2 separate regions of the Mus musculus genome follow, and region 2 is linked to region 1. The links are chromatin loops, found by intact Hi-C in ENCODE. Cell type or tissue: heart. All regions are shown on one strand. Each heading gives the region's core, and the rest is flanking DNA. Links, peaks and the distances in the headings are about the cores only.

The links. A loop is a pair of places that touch in the nucleus more often than their neighbours do. Peaks named below come from ENCODE experiments on the same cell type or tissue, not always from the same donor. Only the 100,000 strongest peaks of a DNase experiment are listed, where the experiment ranks them.
Region 2: it touches region 1 in a loop (2.2-fold over the local background); 10 of 42 quality-filtered maps call a loop at or near these places.

What each region holds. Positions count from the first base shown.
Region 1 is chr3:102,990,916-102,999,323 of GRCm38, reverse strand. It overlaps Sike1 (suppressor of IKBKE 1), which reads right to left and starts at 3,584. Exons shown (of 5, transcript NM_025679.3): 1 at 3,357-3,584; 2 at 3,063-3,168; 3 at 1,939-2,081; 4 at 721-834. The coding sequence starts at 3,515. In heart, for the core only: no CTCF peak of the experiment used is centred there; DNase peaks (open chromatin) are centred at 2,073 and 3,603; H3K4me3 peaks cover 1,749 bases; H3K27ac peaks cover 1,677 bases.
Region 2 is chr3:102,730,999-102,739,406 of GRCm38, reverse strand. Tspan2 (tetraspanin 2) reads right to left here and starts at 4,637. Exons shown (of 8, transcript NM_027533.3): 1 at 4,342-4,637. The coding sequence starts at 4,410. It overlaps Tspan2os (tetraspanin 2, opposite strand), which reads left to right and starts at 3,990. Exons shown (of 4, transcript NR_040588.1): 1 at 3,990-4,179. In heart, for the core only: a CTCF peak has its summit at 3,925; DNase peaks (open chromatin) are centred at 3,496 and 4,446; H3K4me3 peaks cover 2,540 bases; H3K27ac peaks cover 3,549 bases.

The DNA of each region.
Region 1 (8,408 bases), core at 1,428-6,427:
GGGTTGCCTGTACCGATTGATCTTTTTTCTTTTCTTTTCTTTTCCTTTTGCTTTCCTTTCCTTTCCTTTTTTCTTCTTTTCTTTTCCTGGAACTTTTTCTGTAGACCAGGCTGGCCTTAAGAGATCTGTCTATCTCTGCCTCCAGAGTGCTGGGATAAAAGGCGTGAGCCATCACTGCCCAGCTTCTGTACTGCTATTTCTTGATCAAGTTTAGATTTTATGTATTTGACTTTCTATTACTGCGAGAAGTCAGCTCACACATGACCTGTTCCTCCTCCCCTCTGCTTTTCAAGTATATTCATATACTTAATAGATATAGCAACCGAGCTCTGTCCCCAGCCCCACAGTTGACATTTCCCCTGATTGCTGCTGACTACATTCATTTATTTTCCTGAAAAGGAAATAAATAAAGGAGAAATTGAAATTTTAAGTCACTAGGACACAAAGAACATTAACACTGCCAACCAAGGCAACCCAGGAGGCCGAGGCTGAGGCAGGGCAGTTTTGAGCTCTTAGCCAGTCCAGGCCCCATTCTGAGATGAACCCCTTCCTTCCTTCCTCTCTTCTTCTTTGAGACATTTTTGTAAAAAGGGGGAACATTATTATACTGCAGTGAGGACAGTGGTGATACATCCCAAGAGCCTCTAAAACTCACAACCAGTGAACTTAACAAAATAAATAAAAGAAAAAGAGGTGACCTTCTGGCAGTGAGAGCCTTACCTCCAGCTGAGCTAGTCTCTCCTGAACCTTACAGAATTGGTTATCGTCCACCTGAACAGCTCTCCGCATCACTGCTCCCATTTCACAGATTCTATCGATCTGACTTTCAATCTCCTGTGAAAATAAGATGAAGAAAAGGTTCCTAGTGATGAAGACCATGGAACGCATGTACAGGAGAATTTTATGTCTATTAAAACCTTGAGAAGTAAGAGTAAGTGGGAAGTGGCTCCCTTTGTACACACTACAGAAGTTACATTGCAATCATACTATATTTCGAGCTATAATAATATCAATCTATCAATCTGTGGCATTTCAAATAATTTCCAATTTTCAAAAGAATGTTTGATATCCAGGGACCAGGTGTGGTGGCATACACGTGTAATCCTAGCCCTTGGGAGGCCTAGGGAGGAGGGTTAGGAGTTAAGAGGCCAGCCTGGGCTAAATGAGACCTAGCTGCAAAAAACAAAACAAAACCCTAAACAAACAAAACACCCACCCAACCAACCAAAAGTAATATAACAGACAACTCAAATATTTAGATATTTAAAACATTCAAATATTTTAAACATTCCATTGCCTAAAACTCCTAACGATAGAAGATGAAACGTGGTGCATCTTTCACTGTAGTAAATAGTTGCTTCCAATTAATTACTACAGTAAAAGCTAAAATAGGGCAAGGAAACACCCTACAAACTGCAAGGTAATTGCTGGCTCCTCCAAGTTAAACAGTGAAGGATCAAAGAGGAGGAACTGCTATAAAACAAAGGAACAAGACCAGCCCTCCCCCCATAACACAGTCTGAGTCATTTGATGAAGTTAGTGACTGCTTGCTATGTGGAAGCGAGGGATAAAATCCGACTCATGCCCTTGGAACTATAAAACTTATGGCTCGATAGAATGTACAACAATCAGCTAAGCAGTCACTGAATGCCTTCAACACTAGCTGGTATCACACTTGCTATGTAGCCCAGGATGGCCTACTCTCAATCTTTCTGTGTCAAGCTGAAAAGAAATCCCTGGTGAGGGAGGTAACTTGACCACTAAAGGATGGAAGAGGCCCTTATCCCCTTCCTTTATTCATGTCTTCACAAAGCCACAGCCAAATTCAGAGTGATTATGAAAATATGCAGAAAGAGGAACACTGTTTTCTGCAAACAAAGGAACGACCCCACGATTTCAGTTCAGTTTATTTACAATTTATTTATCAGTGTTTCTTACTGCAGAGTGAGACTGGTGAGCTTTCAGAACTGGTTCGGCATCCACGGCTTTCTTAGCGACCATTAACTGTAACATCTGTTTCCGGTACTTGCTCATGATCAGTTCCAACGCATCCTGGTGCTCCTCCAAGGAAACCCACAGTTCTAACAACAAAAGCAAACATCTGGACAATGACGTCTAAGACTGGTCTCAAGGCAAACCTCCTAACAGCTGGAGCTCTCAGACACTCCACGGGACACTGGGAATCCAAAGTTGGAAATCAGTATTCAAGCCCACAGACGTGAACAGTGTACCTGAAAACCAACTCTCTAGGCAGTAGAGTCTTGTGCAAATAAAATGGGACGTGTAATCACGAGGCACGGATTTGAATTCAGTTTTCTAATTGACTTCTCAGAAGCAAAAATGAGCTCATTAAAATTAAAAAAAAAAAACTACATTTTGTTGATTTGTGTGAACCACGGCACATGTCGGGTCAGAGAAGAACCCCCAGGAGTCAGTTCTCTCCTTAAACCACGTAGGCCCTTGGAATGGCCTCAGATCCTCCAGCTTGGCAGTTCAGGCCTTCTGGCTGGTTCCAACTGGTGTCTGTGAACCTGTTTCTTAGCTGCATTGTGTAAATACTTGGTCAGGGGCATAGAGTGGAATGGCAGATGTAAAAGGGCTCCATCAGACAACTACCATCCTGCTGTCATCAACAACCCTAAGACTATGTATTTGGGGGACGAAGTTCTAGCCTTCCATCTTGCACAGGAACATTAAAGAAACGTCGATCTTAACTTTAGTGTTCACTCTAATATCGAAATGTTACATTTGGAGACTATGAACTTTAGTTATAGAAGCCTCCATTTGGTATGTGGTCACTCCCCAGCCATCTAACAATTCAACTCTGCTAAACTACTGAATACATCTTTCAAGGTCATCAACCAGGAAGACTTTTAAAAGAGCAATCTAACAGATTTTACTGTTACCAGTTGACCCTTGAAGCACTGATCTAAATATATGTATGCGATGTGCACGCTTGTGAACTGTTCAGGCACTTGTGTAAGAATGTCCAAAGTAGTATTACCAGAAAAAAAAAATCCTAGACACACACACACACACACACACACACACGCCTGACTAACCTCTGTTTTCCTGCTGTAAGTCTCTAATCTGGGTATTCTCTTGAGACAGCAGAATGTGAGGTTTATATTTAGACATGTCCTTCACGTCGGATGCATCCTCTTGATACTGGACAGAAAGACAGACTAAGGCACTGTAAACATGGGCAGGTGCTGCGGAGGAGGCAGCAGTCCCACCCACGACACAGGAAGCTCACACATCCGCCCTGCCCTCCAGACCAAGATAAATCAGGCCGCGCGACCCCACCCACCCGCCCGCAGCGTCCACCCCTGGGCGCGGCTCGGCCCCCGGCCGACCTGCTCGGGTAACACGGCGCCCGCCTCCCGCATCGCCGCCACCCGCCGGTGCAGCGCAGCCGACTGGTCCACCAGCGACTCGGCCGCCGCATCGTGCTCGCGCAGCCGCTCCAGCAGCGTCTTGGCGTCCGTCAAGATCTTCTCGATCGTGCAGCTCATAGTGGCCGAGGAGGCGCGCCGGGCCCGCTAGCCTAGGCGCTTCGCTCAGACCTTACCCGGCCCTGGCTCAGCGCGAATCGCGTCACTTCCGGGTGCACTTTAAAGGCGTGGTGGCATCTCGGTCGGCGCCTGCGCAGAGGTGGACTCTTGGTTACCCTCAGGCTTCGCCACAGCCTTAGCCTTTCTAGGGTGGAGCAGCAGAGGTCGGATTGGTGCCACATCCTGGTTTTTCACGAAGTTATTTCTGTTCCGGTCTTAGTTCAACTTTTCTTCTGGTTTTGATTGATGTAGTTTGTTATTTAGTAATGGGATTGTAACAAACTGATGAAACAGATACTCACCCCCAATAAGTGGTAAAATACACCGGAACCTCTCCTTTCCTCCCTCCCTCCTTCCATTTCTTCTCTTCTTTCTCCTCACCTCCCCCTTTTCCTTTTTTCCTTCCCTCCCTTCTTCCTTTAAACGGTGAGCAGTGTCTGGGAATGACATCTGAGGTTGTCCTTTGACTTCCACAACTGCACTTGTGTATGCAATCAGTTAGATGCACACGCGTGTGCACATACACAAAGGAAAATCTTTCCTTAGTGCAATGTTGGAAGCCTTTTGATTTGGGAGCTATTCTGCTATTCTACAGCACTATGGCTGACTGTGTTTAACGAGTACGGTGGCTGACAGGGAATTCTTTCCTAAAATATTTTTGTCCAAAAGAGTCTAGGACAGTAGAATAGTAGTAATGCTGTGTTTTAAAGAATCATTTTCCCTGTCCTACAGTCTCTTTTATCTTGAGTTCAGATGTAAAGTTTAGAAACACGTGATGTTTGGTGTACTTTTGTGATTTGGGGAAATGCCTATTGTAAAAATTTTACACTTACAAAACTGTGTTAAGAGGTTGCCTCTGGGAAGATGAAATAATTTTCATTCGGAAGGAAAACAACTTTGGGAAAACAGAATAATAGCCTCGAATAAGTTTACAACAAAGACCAGGATATATTTGCAAACGTTTTGTGAGGAGCGTTTCCCAGGACTCTTAGAAATACTTGAGGAGTACACAACCCCCTTGAAGTCACACAGGATGAGGGCTCAGATTATGTGAGCTGGACATTAAGGGGTAAAGATCCCCTCAGTTCTGGAGAAATTGGGGGACACTTGAAGGTTGTACTGGTAGCCCAAATAAACTTACCTAAGGCATGTGGGCATAGGTTAGGACATTAGGAAGGGCTGAAGTGGGGACAAGTTTTCGGTTGCCAGCAGTATAAGTCTCAGGTGAGAAGGGAGGGGCCTCTCCTGATGCTCCCAGCCACCGTGCATGAGAATACCCAACTGTGAACAGGCTAGTTTATTTGTTTCTAACATTTCACTTAGTTTCCCCCCCTTGTCTCCCTGGTATTCTTTAACTCTTAATTCCTTACATTTATATATTGGATTGTAGCTGTTGGGCCCTTGGTCTTGTCTCAAGGACTTGGTGCATGTGCAAGTGTGCAGAGAAACACAGAGAGATAGAGAGAGAGAGAGAGAGAGAGAGAGAGAGAGAGAGAGAGAGAGAGAAGAGAGAAGAGAGATGAAAGAGTGAAAGAGAAGAGAGGAGAAAAGAGAGAGACTAGTACTTTGGGTCTCAAAATGAAGCTATGGTGTTTTGGGATGCTGAAAATGCTTTAAGGTTAGATTGTGCAGATTGTAGAACTCTGGGACTGTAAGCAAAACTACTGAAGAACACACTGTGTAGTGTGGCAGTGGCTGTTAGGGTGATACCTAGGGATACAATGACACACAACTGAAATGCCAGTTCCCTCATGCAGTGCCACACACCCAAGAACTACAGCTCTCTAGTGCATAGAACTCTACATCATTTTTTACTGGTCTTTATTGTCTTGGGATGACCATAAATAGGAGTATAGAAGGGGCAGGGCTTGTGGAAATATGTGGGGACAAAAGGCAGTGATACACTAGACTTTTAATTCTACAGTATAAACCACAGCTGGGAGGTTGTGCACACCTTTGATCTCAACACTCAGGAAGCAGAGGCAATCAGATCTCTTATTTGAGGCCAGCCTGGTCTTTAGAGTGAGTTCTAGGACAACGAAAGCTACACAGAGAAACCCCGCCTCAAAAAAACCAAACCATACCAAAACCCCACTCTAAACAGCAATTTCTATGAACAGAATAAATTTAGCTTTTAATAAATTGGAAAATTGAGTTGGATAAGTTTATTTGCTTACTTTTTTCTTTATAAAACTGTTTGCGGGTCAGCAAGAGGGCTCAGTGGGTAAAGGTGATTGCTAGGATTTACCCATAAATTGTCCTCTGTCCCCAAACCCTTATTAATAAAAAATGCTAAAAAGTAAGATGAGTGCCATTGGTTAGCAGATAGAGGCTCTTGCATACAGGCTGACTGCCTGAGTTTGACTCCTGGATCCCACATGTTGTTAGGGAAGAATTATGCGCAGGAGTTGTCCTCTGACCTCCACACAGGCACCTAGCACTCTATTTCTCTCCTCTCTCTCCCCCTCCCTCTCCCTCCCTTCTCCTTCTTCCTCCCATACCCCTCCCTCTTTCCCTCTTACTTTCTCTAAATAAATAAAAAGCCTTTAAAACAGTGAGTAGTCTCTGTGTATGTGGAACGCATTGGCAGGGTTATGACGTCAGCTATGCTATTTCCATGGGGCCCATCAGGGACTGTGTGGGTGAATTCCTCTCTGGATGGTTGCCATTGTTTCCGCAAGGCTTCAGGATTGTCAGTATTCTTAGTAAAGTTTAAGGAATGTCAAGTGACTCCCACACAATGTCAGCATTTTGGGTATCATCAGACATTTTTTTTTTTCCTTTAAAAAGTAAAAGAGGGATTTTTCTGGTTGATTTGACTTAATGTATCATCTTTATTAAGTAGAATAAAAACAGGGCTGTCGAGAAGACTTGGAGGGTAAAGGCTCTTGCTGCTGAGCCTGACAACCTAAATTCAATCCTGAGACCAATGTGATTGGAGAGAACTTGGATCTGCAAGCTGTCCTCTAACCTCAACATGCACTTTGTGGCATGTCCCCACCCCCTGCCCCACATGGGAAAAATTAATACAATTAAATTGAGCATATCCACCCAACGCACCTAAGTACCTTTACATTTTTATTTTTTATTTTTACATGTTATGTGTTTGAGTGTTTCAGTTGTATGCATGGAAGTGCACTTGTGCATGCAGTATGGCCAGAGCAAAGCCAGAAGAGGGCATCAGATCCCCCTTGCAACTGGAGTTACTGACAGCTGTGAGCTGCTTTATGGTGCTAAGAACTGAATCTGAGTCCTCTGCAACAGCAGCTAGCGGCTATAACTGTTGAGGCTCATTTGTTTGTTTGTTTGTTTTACAAGACAGGGTTTCTGTGTGTGTGTGTAGCTCTGAATGTTCTGGAACTCACTCTGTAGACCATGCTAGCCTCAAAGTCAGAAATCCACCTTAAGAATGTTAGGAATAAAGGCATACACTACGACCACTACCTGGCTGTTGAGGCATCTTTCCATCCCCCAAAGTATCTTACCGTCATCATCACCACCACCCCCACCCCACCCCCATCATCACAGCAATACTGGATATTCATTGGCTGTTTGTGTTTTAGGCATGGGCAAACAGCTACAGGTATTACTTTAGTCTTCACAGAGTTTTATCAAATGAACACCAATAGCCAGGTATGGAGGTGGACATCTTTGATCTCAGCACTCAGGAGGCACAGGCAGGCAGATCTCTGTGAGTTCAATGCCAGTTTAGTTTACAAAGTGAGTCCAGGACAACCATGGCTACATAGAGAAACCCTGTCTTGAAAAACAAACAAAACCAAAATAAAACAAAACACAAAGATGCATAGATTATATTTTAAAATTCTCCAATTTTTAAAAATTTAGTAATGAGCCGGGCGTGGTGGCACACGCCTTTAATCCCAGCACTCGGGAGTCCGAGGCCAATGAGTTCAAAGTGAGTTCCAGGACAGCCAGGGCTATACAGAGAAACCCTGTCTCGAAAAACCAAGAAGAAAAAATTTAATAATGGTAATTTTTTAAATAACAAATAACTAATTTTTATTCTTTCTATTCCTATGTGTTGGGAACTGAGCTTAGAACCTCATAGGTTCTAGGCACATGCTGTATCACTCAGCTATACTCCCTGCCTACGACTTAACATCTAAAAGAGAGAAGAACCCAGACGTGGTAGAATATGCCATGTCTGTACTTGGGAATCAAGTACTTGGGAGACCTAGGTAGGAAGATCATGTGCCTATGACCAGTCTGGGTCACACTTGAGTTAGAGGCTGGTCTAGGCTATATCAAGACCTCAGCTCAAAATAAATGTAACCAACCAGCCAACCAACAACAAAACTACCAACTAATGTCTCAAACCATTAAAACAATAGGAAAAAAGAAAAAAAAGCAGAGAAGTGATTGGAAGAGATTTATATTGTACATTCAGATTTTTTTCTTTTTAAAGATAGGATCACACTGTGTAGCCTTGGCTGTCCAGGAGCTCACGGGGTAGATCAGTCACAGGGATCCACCTACTGGTGCCTTCTGAGTGCTGAGATAAAAGGTGCACTCCAAGGCCCGGCGGCGTGGTGGCGCACGCCTTCAATCCCAGCACTTGGGAGGCAGAAGCGGGTGAATTTCTGAGTTCAAAGCCAGCCTGGTCTACAGAGTGAGCTCCAGGACAGCCAGGGCTACACAGAGAAACCCTGTCTCGAAAAAACAAACAAACAAACAAGGTGCACTCCACCATGGGTGGCTATTAGATATCAGTAAAGACTGTATAATAAAAAAAATCTGTTGTTATGTCATTTTATCAATAATATTCTTCCCTCTGCCCAGCCTCTTCTTGAGGCAGAGCCTTTCCATTTACTCCAGGCTGGGACAATAGGCATG
Region 2 (8,408 bases), core at 1,719-6,718, 260 kb after region 1:
CAAACAGCTGAACCCAGTCCCCAGGGTTGTGAGACCTACAGAACTGGGAATAAACTCCGGCAGGTTGGTACCACAATCCAACGTTCACTCTTTAGTTTTCTAGGTTTGAATGGCCGTACTGCATACACGAGCCTGGGGTCAACCACAACACTAAGACTACAGCTCTGGCCTCTCCAGACTGGCCATGCTGTGCACTCTGCTCTGCCCACCGTCTCTAGGTCCTTCTGGTGCACAGTAGGAGAGGCTGCCAAAGCATCTGTCTTCCCACTTCAATAGAAATCAGCAGAGCAGGTTATGAATGGACAAGCAGGCTGTCCTAGAGACGCCAGAGGCTCTTCCCCCTCCTCCTGCACCATCTTTTCTAACAAGTGGCTGCTCTGCCACTTTTGAAATGTTTGAAATGTGTGGGGCAGAGCAGGAACCATAAGCTGTGAGCCAAATAGCATTCGCTCTCCAGCCAAAGAGGCAAGTCTTTTCAGAATCACCTAGTAGGCACCACCAAGTGAAAACCCAACATTGCATTAATCATGGTGAGGAAGAAAGGACAGCACCTTCCCACATGCCATATATGGCATGTAACTTTCAAGCAGGAACAGCCTTGCTTCCTGTTGGAGGCAACCCTGAGCAGCCCAGAGAGCACAATGATAGGAAAACGCTGAGCAGACAACAACAAATCAAGGAATAAACAGTGCCTAAGCTTTTCTTCCAACCAACATATGTGTCTGGGTGGGTTGTAGTGTTTTGTTTATATTGCTATGCAACAGAGGGGAAGGAAAAACAGGTGATTTCAACGCAGTCGGGACTATACCGAGTATTGTGATGGTAGATCCTGAAGTCAGACCTGGCAGACACAGGGCAGACGCCCTCCATTAATACAGTAAGGCTAAGGACTGGGCTTTACTTTAGGTTTTAAAGCATTCATAACCCGAGGTGAGTCCAGCTTGGCTTCCTGTGCTGGTTCTCAAAGGTCTGATTGACGGTTTGGAAAACCAGAGGCGCAGCTGAGAGGACTGGCAAGCCAACTGCCAGGATGAGGTTCCAAATCTGACTCTCAGACCACAAAACACACTCTACAGCCTCCGTGCCTGCCTCCTGGCCAACTTCTGGCAGGACAGGAAGGACTGTCACTGGGGGGGGCGGGGACCCTAGACCTCAAAAGGGAAGACATCTATGGGTTTGTGAAGATACTCAAGTCCCAGCTGAGGGCTTCCTTCCTGGGAAAGCTCCCCAATCAGAAAAAAAGCAAGCAAAATAAAACAAAACCTGTTAGAAACCAGGGCAGAGCCTCTGTGGAACTGGATTCTATATGAATAATTCTCCCATACGATCCACTTCCCCAAGCTGGTAGCTCTCAGGTTCAGTTTGTCCCTTCACTTTATCAGGAAAGCGGAGTATACCTGCTGCCCATCCACGGCCCACCTTCTCTCAGGGAGCCGCTGGGTCCTCCTAGCTCTCCTGGACTCAGTCTATGAGAGCAAAGTTCAACATCTCCACAATGAACAGGCACAGGCATGTCAGCTCTCCTGATAAAGTTGACAGCTGATGTCTGAAAGTCAAGAAAGCTGTTTAAATCCAGGTATCTAACCTGAGGATTCATTAATCCACTATAGAGAGTTAGTTACTCAGTACCTGTGTTGGGCACCATTCTAGGGGCCAGGGAAATGAATGTAAAAATAACAGAAAAAAAAATCCCTGCTCTCAGGGAGTGGGCAATGTTAGTGGGGGAAAAAAGCCAAGTCTGAGTTGAGAGGATAGTGTATAGCTGTCCACCAAAGAAGTCACATGCAAGTCACTTGGCATACACAGATACTGTTTGCCAACAGTCAGGACACCAGGAGAAAGACAGATACTAGTTACTGAACACTTCCTGTATGCCAGACAGTTAATAACAAGAATAACAAATAACTTCAAGCCCCTACTATATAAGGCTGGCTTAGGATACATCACACACGTCCTCAGCACAACTCTGTCCATCTAATTGAACAGATGGGAAGGCAATCCTGGAGGGAAAGCACGCTGGCTCTGGCATGGAGGGAGAGCACACTGACTCTGGCATGGAGGGAGAGCACACTGACTCTGGCAAGCCCCCTCATCTAAGCACACCATGCTTTGGATCTCTGCCCTCAGACCCCCCCTGGCTTTGCCTCTCGGATGGCTCACAATCCTTTGCTCTGCTCCTCATCTGGTGGCTTCCCTCTGCCCACCTCCGTTCTCCCAGGTTGAGCTCCGATATCTCTCAGATGAAGTTGTTTAGGGTCCTCGCTGGTACTGGGATTGCTTTTCTGAACTCTGTACTTAGATCACATATAGAAAAGGCCATCTCCAATCTCAGTGACAGGCACTCAGACTTCACTGGAGTGCTACTTCATCCCTGCGCTTGTGACCCGGGTGTGAAGCTTGTCACTTGGTCACCCTGCCTTACTTTGTTTTTGTTGTTCTCTGTGGGCTGTTCTCTTAGCTGTAGTAGCAGCTTTGGGAACAGCATCTATCTAGTAGTTGTTTGATGGTGATTCTGAAACATGCCCGTGGGTTCAGATTACCTGGATGCCTTCTAGAATAGCTTGCTGGGCTCCTCCCCAACACTGTCTGATTCAGCGAGCCGGGCTGAGTGAAAATATATGTTTCTGAAAATTCCCCAGGGAGCCCTGATGCTGTTGACCCAGGAGCCACATTCTGAGGACAGCTGGGTGACTGAACCTCCCACAGGATGAAGATGGAGGAGGCAGCCTTTGAGTCCTGTCTCTGCCACTCAACAGCTGTGGGACCTATCTGATCCCCCACGTCTTCGTCTATGAAGATGGGGATGCCCTGCTTGCACATGCGCACTGTCCCTAACCCACTGCAAAGGTTTGATAAGTCTGGAGAAGCTGGCACAAAATAAGCACTAAACCCAGCCTGAGAGACTTCCCTCCCTGGCTCACACAAAGTATGTTGTAAGCAGTGAGAGTAACGGGTGTCACTGCAACATGGCACCTATAATTAACAGCCTTCGAAATTAAGCCAGACTTATAAACAAACAAACAAACAAACAAACAAACAAACAATACAGCACAAGGGCGCTCAGAAAGTCTTCTTCCTGGAGTGTGATGGGTGTAAAAGCCAAGTTGTACAAAGTCTATATGTATTTTTAAAATACAGGGGATGTCCCCAGGTACTGCCTCCAGACTGTCCATTGCTAGCCAGTGTTGGTCATGGCCACGCAGTCTCTGAAGAGCTTAGAGTTGCTGGAGTCACCCAGGCTTCAGGGCTGATGGGTTGGTAGTCACAAGTGAGGCCCATCGTTCAATAATTTATTACTTATCGTCCATCCAGCCTCCTCAGAGCAGATGGGACAACCATCGCGGCCAGTCCAGTGGTTTCAAAGCATCCCAAAGCATCTCTGCTCCTGCAGTTACCCACATCCCCTGAAGCGAGACTCGTGTCTTCCCTCAGGGTCTATCTGAGCAGCTACACTGGCTGGCATTCTGTTACTGGAAGGCCAATAGGGACTGTGCAGAATGGGCCTCTGACCGTTTTCCAGGGCTCGGGAGAGAGTATTCCAGGGATGGTACACCTCTAACTATGCCCTGCTAACACAGTAGACTGGGGCCATGGCACTCTCTCTGGCTGTCTCTATGCATCTCTACCCAGGGAATGCTGCCAGGTCTACACCACCCTGCAAAGTTGAATGAGATCATTTCAAGAGTACTGGTTGTACGCAGGGACCCTAGGGGGATGTTGCTGCTCTTCCAAAATCCCTCCATTTTCCAACCCCTCGTAAAAGAGCACCCACCACTGCCCACCCAGAAGACCCCCCCCCCCGCCAATGCCCAAGAAAAGGACGATCTTCCCCACTCTTTCAATTTTCTCTACTGTCCGTTATTTTCCCAACAAACCACCAGAGCCAGGCGGCGTGTCCGCACACTCTTGGTTGGGGCGCCACCCCAGGCAGCCCTACGGTAGGGATTTCCCTCCCAGAGCCTTGGCCCGGCCGCCGGGTTCCCCAGAGAAGGCAGCGCGAGAAGTGGGTGTGTGTACACAGCAGGATGCAGGGAGCACGGGCCGCCAGGCCCCCAGCCCTCGGAATATTGGGGCCCGCTAGATCCCCGCACCTGGCGCCACCCGCCGGGCGATGCCGCCGAAGATGATGGCTTCTTTCGGGGGAGCATCGCACCGTGTCTCCTCTTCTCATCACCTCTGGTAGCTCAAGCTTCTCTATGTCCTATCCCCCTCCATATGTCCCCTCCCTCTTTGTCTGCTTAGCGCCTCTGAACATCCTGCCCTCTCCTATGGCCCAACTCTATTGCGGTCACCTCCCCGGGGACCCTGGCCCCCTAACCGGCCCGCCGGTTCGGGTCTCACCCAGAACAGCAGGTTGAAGCCGAGCAGCAGATACTTGATGCACCGCAGGCCCCCGCGAAAACGCCCCATGCTGCGACCCCGGCGGCGGGCTCCCGATTCCCCAGGCCCGCGCCGAGCCCCGGGAGCGGCGGGCGCCGGTGGAGGGGCGGGGCGGGTTGGGAGGGGCGTGACCTGTGGGCGTGGTCTGCGGGCGGGGATTTGGTCGCGAGCGGCCAGCTGGCTGTGGCTGGGGCGCCCTGGGGTGGAGATCCCGGTCCCACGCACCCGCTCCGGCCCTTGGAGGTAGCACCACCTTCGTCCACGCTGGTGGGCTTGGGCTCCTGTAGCTATCCGAGCATATGTGCGCCCACCCGGAACGCGGGGTCCATTTAATCAGTGCCGGGTGCCCAGACTCCCTTGAGGCCCTCGATGATGGTTGAAGTTATCCTGCGTGTCTATGGAAACCTAGGGAGGTGACTTCAGATGGTAAAGCTAATAGGATCGGTGAAGCCGGTAGAGACTCTGTGGTGAGGCGCCAGGCAGAGTGTCCAGGGCTGCAGTTAAGCAGAGTCCTGCAAGCGCCCAGGCCGCGGGCGGAGGCCGCTGCTGGGGACCCTCCCTCCTGCCGCTGCGTTCCTAGAGGACTGTTACCTTAATAGGCAAGAACTGGGAGTAGGCGCGCCAGGCGGAGGCCCTGGGCCCTGACACTGCTTCCCACCCTGCCCAGTCCAGCCCACCAGATCAGGGAAAGGGAGTCAGACCTCTCACTCACATCCTGCTAGGTTTGATAGATCGGGGGCCTTGAAAGAAGTCCAGATTCTTAGGGTCTAGACTGAGATGTGTAGATCAGGGAAAGGGAGCGAGTTCTGTTTTGCTTTGTTTTTATTAAGCTAGGCGACTGGTGAAGAATCGGGCATTCACTTCAGTTGACTAAGTGTCTACAATATGTGGTGTCAGACGGCACGGGGGAGACAGGAAAGTGTAAAATCAGGGAGCTTGTGCATTAATTTAGCAACACTCTAAGTGCCAATTATAGGCCAGGCATAGTAGCAAGCCCTGGGGACACCAGAAGAATGCCAGGCTTGCTATCACATCTTTACTGGAGGGCACAGATCTGTAAGCAAATTTTTGGAACAAGGTGAGGTGGGTGGGCTAGGAGCTGGGCAAGAGACTGCTTCTGCCTTGACTAAGGAAGGCTTTTCAAGAAGACTGGACCTGATCCTAATTTGTAAAATAGGTGTCAGTAGCTGGGCAGTGGTTGTTCACGCCTTTAATCCCAGCTCTTGGGAGGCAGAGGCAGGCAGATTTCTGAGTTTGAGGCCAGCCTGGTCTACAGAGTGAGTTCCAGGATAGCCAGGGCTATACAGAGAAACCCTGTCTCAAAAAACCAAAACCAAACAAACAAAAAGGTGCCAGTAGAGAGAGCAGGGGGTCAGGGGAGGAAGCAGAGGAAGTACAACCTAGCCTGGGAGCAGGAGTCAGAGAGATGGCCAAGGTGAGGGGAGTCAGGAGCTCACCAGAACAAATCACAGAGGGCAGGCACTTGACTAATGTGACACATTACCCCATTATCTTGGGGCCTCTCTTTCCCATCTCAGTATGGAGATTGTACAACCTGCTTCAAAAGAGTTGTGAAGATTAAGGAGTTAATATATGTACAGTGAGATCAGTGAGGCACATGAGATTATGATATAAGGTAGCCAGGACCTCACCAACCATTCATTCAATTTCTTCCGTGTTACAGTCAGGCATATTTCCATCTTTGAAAAGCTAGTGAATTTTATTTATGAAACTGAGAAGGCAAATGAAAGTGCTGCTTCTGGTAGTAACAGTGAACTGGAGACAAAGATGAAGTCATTAAGTATGCGGAGGCGAAGCCCTGGTTTCAGTTACACTTATAGCTCTCTCTCACCTTGGTTTTGCTTTGAAAGAGGAACTAAATTAATAAGTGGTCTCTACTATCCAGTAGGCATTCAGTAAATCAACTGAGGGAACAGTAATATTATACTGTTGTGTTACATTGTTGAATTTTATGTCTGTAATATTTACAGATTATATATTCTGTAGTCTCTGGAAACAGAATTCCTATTATGATATATAATAAATCCATTGTTCTCTCATCCTGTAACCCTTGTGCATTTACTAGAAATGTTTCATTGCATGCCTAACGTGACACTTTTAGATCTGCAGTATGTACTGAACCCTTAGCTTAGTAACTTTTCCTGTTGCTGTGATAAAGCAGCAAAGGAGGAACCAGCTCACAGTTCAAGCGATGGAAGTTACCGTTACCGCAGCAGGAACTTGAGCTGGCCACATTGTATTCAATGTCAAGAATCAGAGAGTTATAAATGCTTGGTTTTGGAGCAGGATTTCAACCTAGGGAATGGTGCCACCTGCAGTGGGCAGGTCTCACCCCAATTAACCTAACCAAGCTACCTCACTTGTGTCTCCCAGCTGATTCTAGAGCTCATCAAATTTTTGATTGAAATTAATCATAAAAGTTCCCCTTCACAAAGTTAGGTCTTAGGCTGCTTTGCAGGGCTGGCTTAAGATAAGGGTGAGCCACTACTCCCCAACTTAAGGCAATCCTTTACCCTTGTAGTTCAGAAAATAAGCAGACAGGTGTTGAAGCTAATGGGATGGGAGCGGTGGCTCCTGGGAACCTGTTGCTCTCTCTTCTCATTGTTGTTGGGCATAGACTTTTGCTTGAAGTTGTATCCTTGATACCAGGCTAGGACAGACCCAACACTGAGGACAACAAAGCAGGATGTTGAAAAAACTCTAGGCTATAGATGACATTACTCCAATTCCGAAGCTACTGTTGACTCTAGTTTTTAGACCACCCCCCCCACCCTCGTGTGAGTGTGAGTGCGTGTGTGTGTGTGTGTGTGTGTGTGTGTGTGTGTGTGTGTGTGTGCAGGTAGCCACAGAGGCTGGAAGAGACTGTCAGATCCTCAAAAGCTGGAGTTATAGGTGCTTGGAAGTCACCTGATAAGATGGTAGGAACAGAATCCAGGTCCAGTGGAAGTGCAGGAAGCATGTTTCTTAACCACCCGCCACTTCTCCAGATCGACTTCAGATTTTAGTATGTGTGTGTATCCTATGTCATCATGGCTAAGAGCATCCTACCTAATTTTAAGATACATTATTATATTCAAGTAATGGATACATTAAATGTCACAACAAGGACATTAACCTTTAAACTGATTGCCAGCGCTACTGTGCTACAGCACTACATGTACAAAAAAATGATTATGGAAAATATTTTCTCTTCTTCGTCCCCTGCAACATTTTATTATTAGTATTTCTAGATATAAAACAAGCTCAAAATATCAGGCAGCAAACACCATATCACCATCATGTAGATTTCCCAATAAACATCCTGTTTTCGTCTCCTTACTTATATGTACAGCTGTTCGACTGTGTTTCTAGTTTTTGTTTGTTTCAAGACAGGGTTTCTCTGTGTAGCCCTGGTTGTCTAGGAACTCTGTAGACCACACTGGCCTTCAACTCACAGAGATCTGCTTGTCTCTGCCTCCCTAGTTCTGGGGTTAAATGTGTGTGCCACCACTGTCTGGCTAGCTGTCCTGCTTGTAAACCTCTTATTCATTTTGCTTTACAAGTGTTTTACCCCAATCTTTTTAGCATAGGTGACATTAAAGTCCAAATATTTGCTTATGTTTTTTTTCCCCCGTTAAAATAAGTCTTTGAAAATATGTAGATTTTAGGTCTACCATTTGACAGCGTTTGGGAACTAGCCAAACCCTGCTGAGGTTAGGAGGGTAATGCCAGGCATGGAAGGAAGGTGCTGTGCTTCCTTATAGGCAGTCTGGCCCCACATTGGAGGGCAACCTTGCTCTCACATAATTGACATTGTACGGCATTTATCCTCACACATTCAAATGGATATGAAAAATCATTTCTTCTAAGTTTGGACATTTTTTAATGTCACTTTTGGTGACATCAAATATTAAATGTCTTAAAGAAAATTGTTACAATGCTCGCTTCAATACTTGCAGTAGAAACTGCTTGCCAGTGTGATCTGCCACCCACTGTCATCTTTCTGAAAGCACACGAACAAGCTCTTC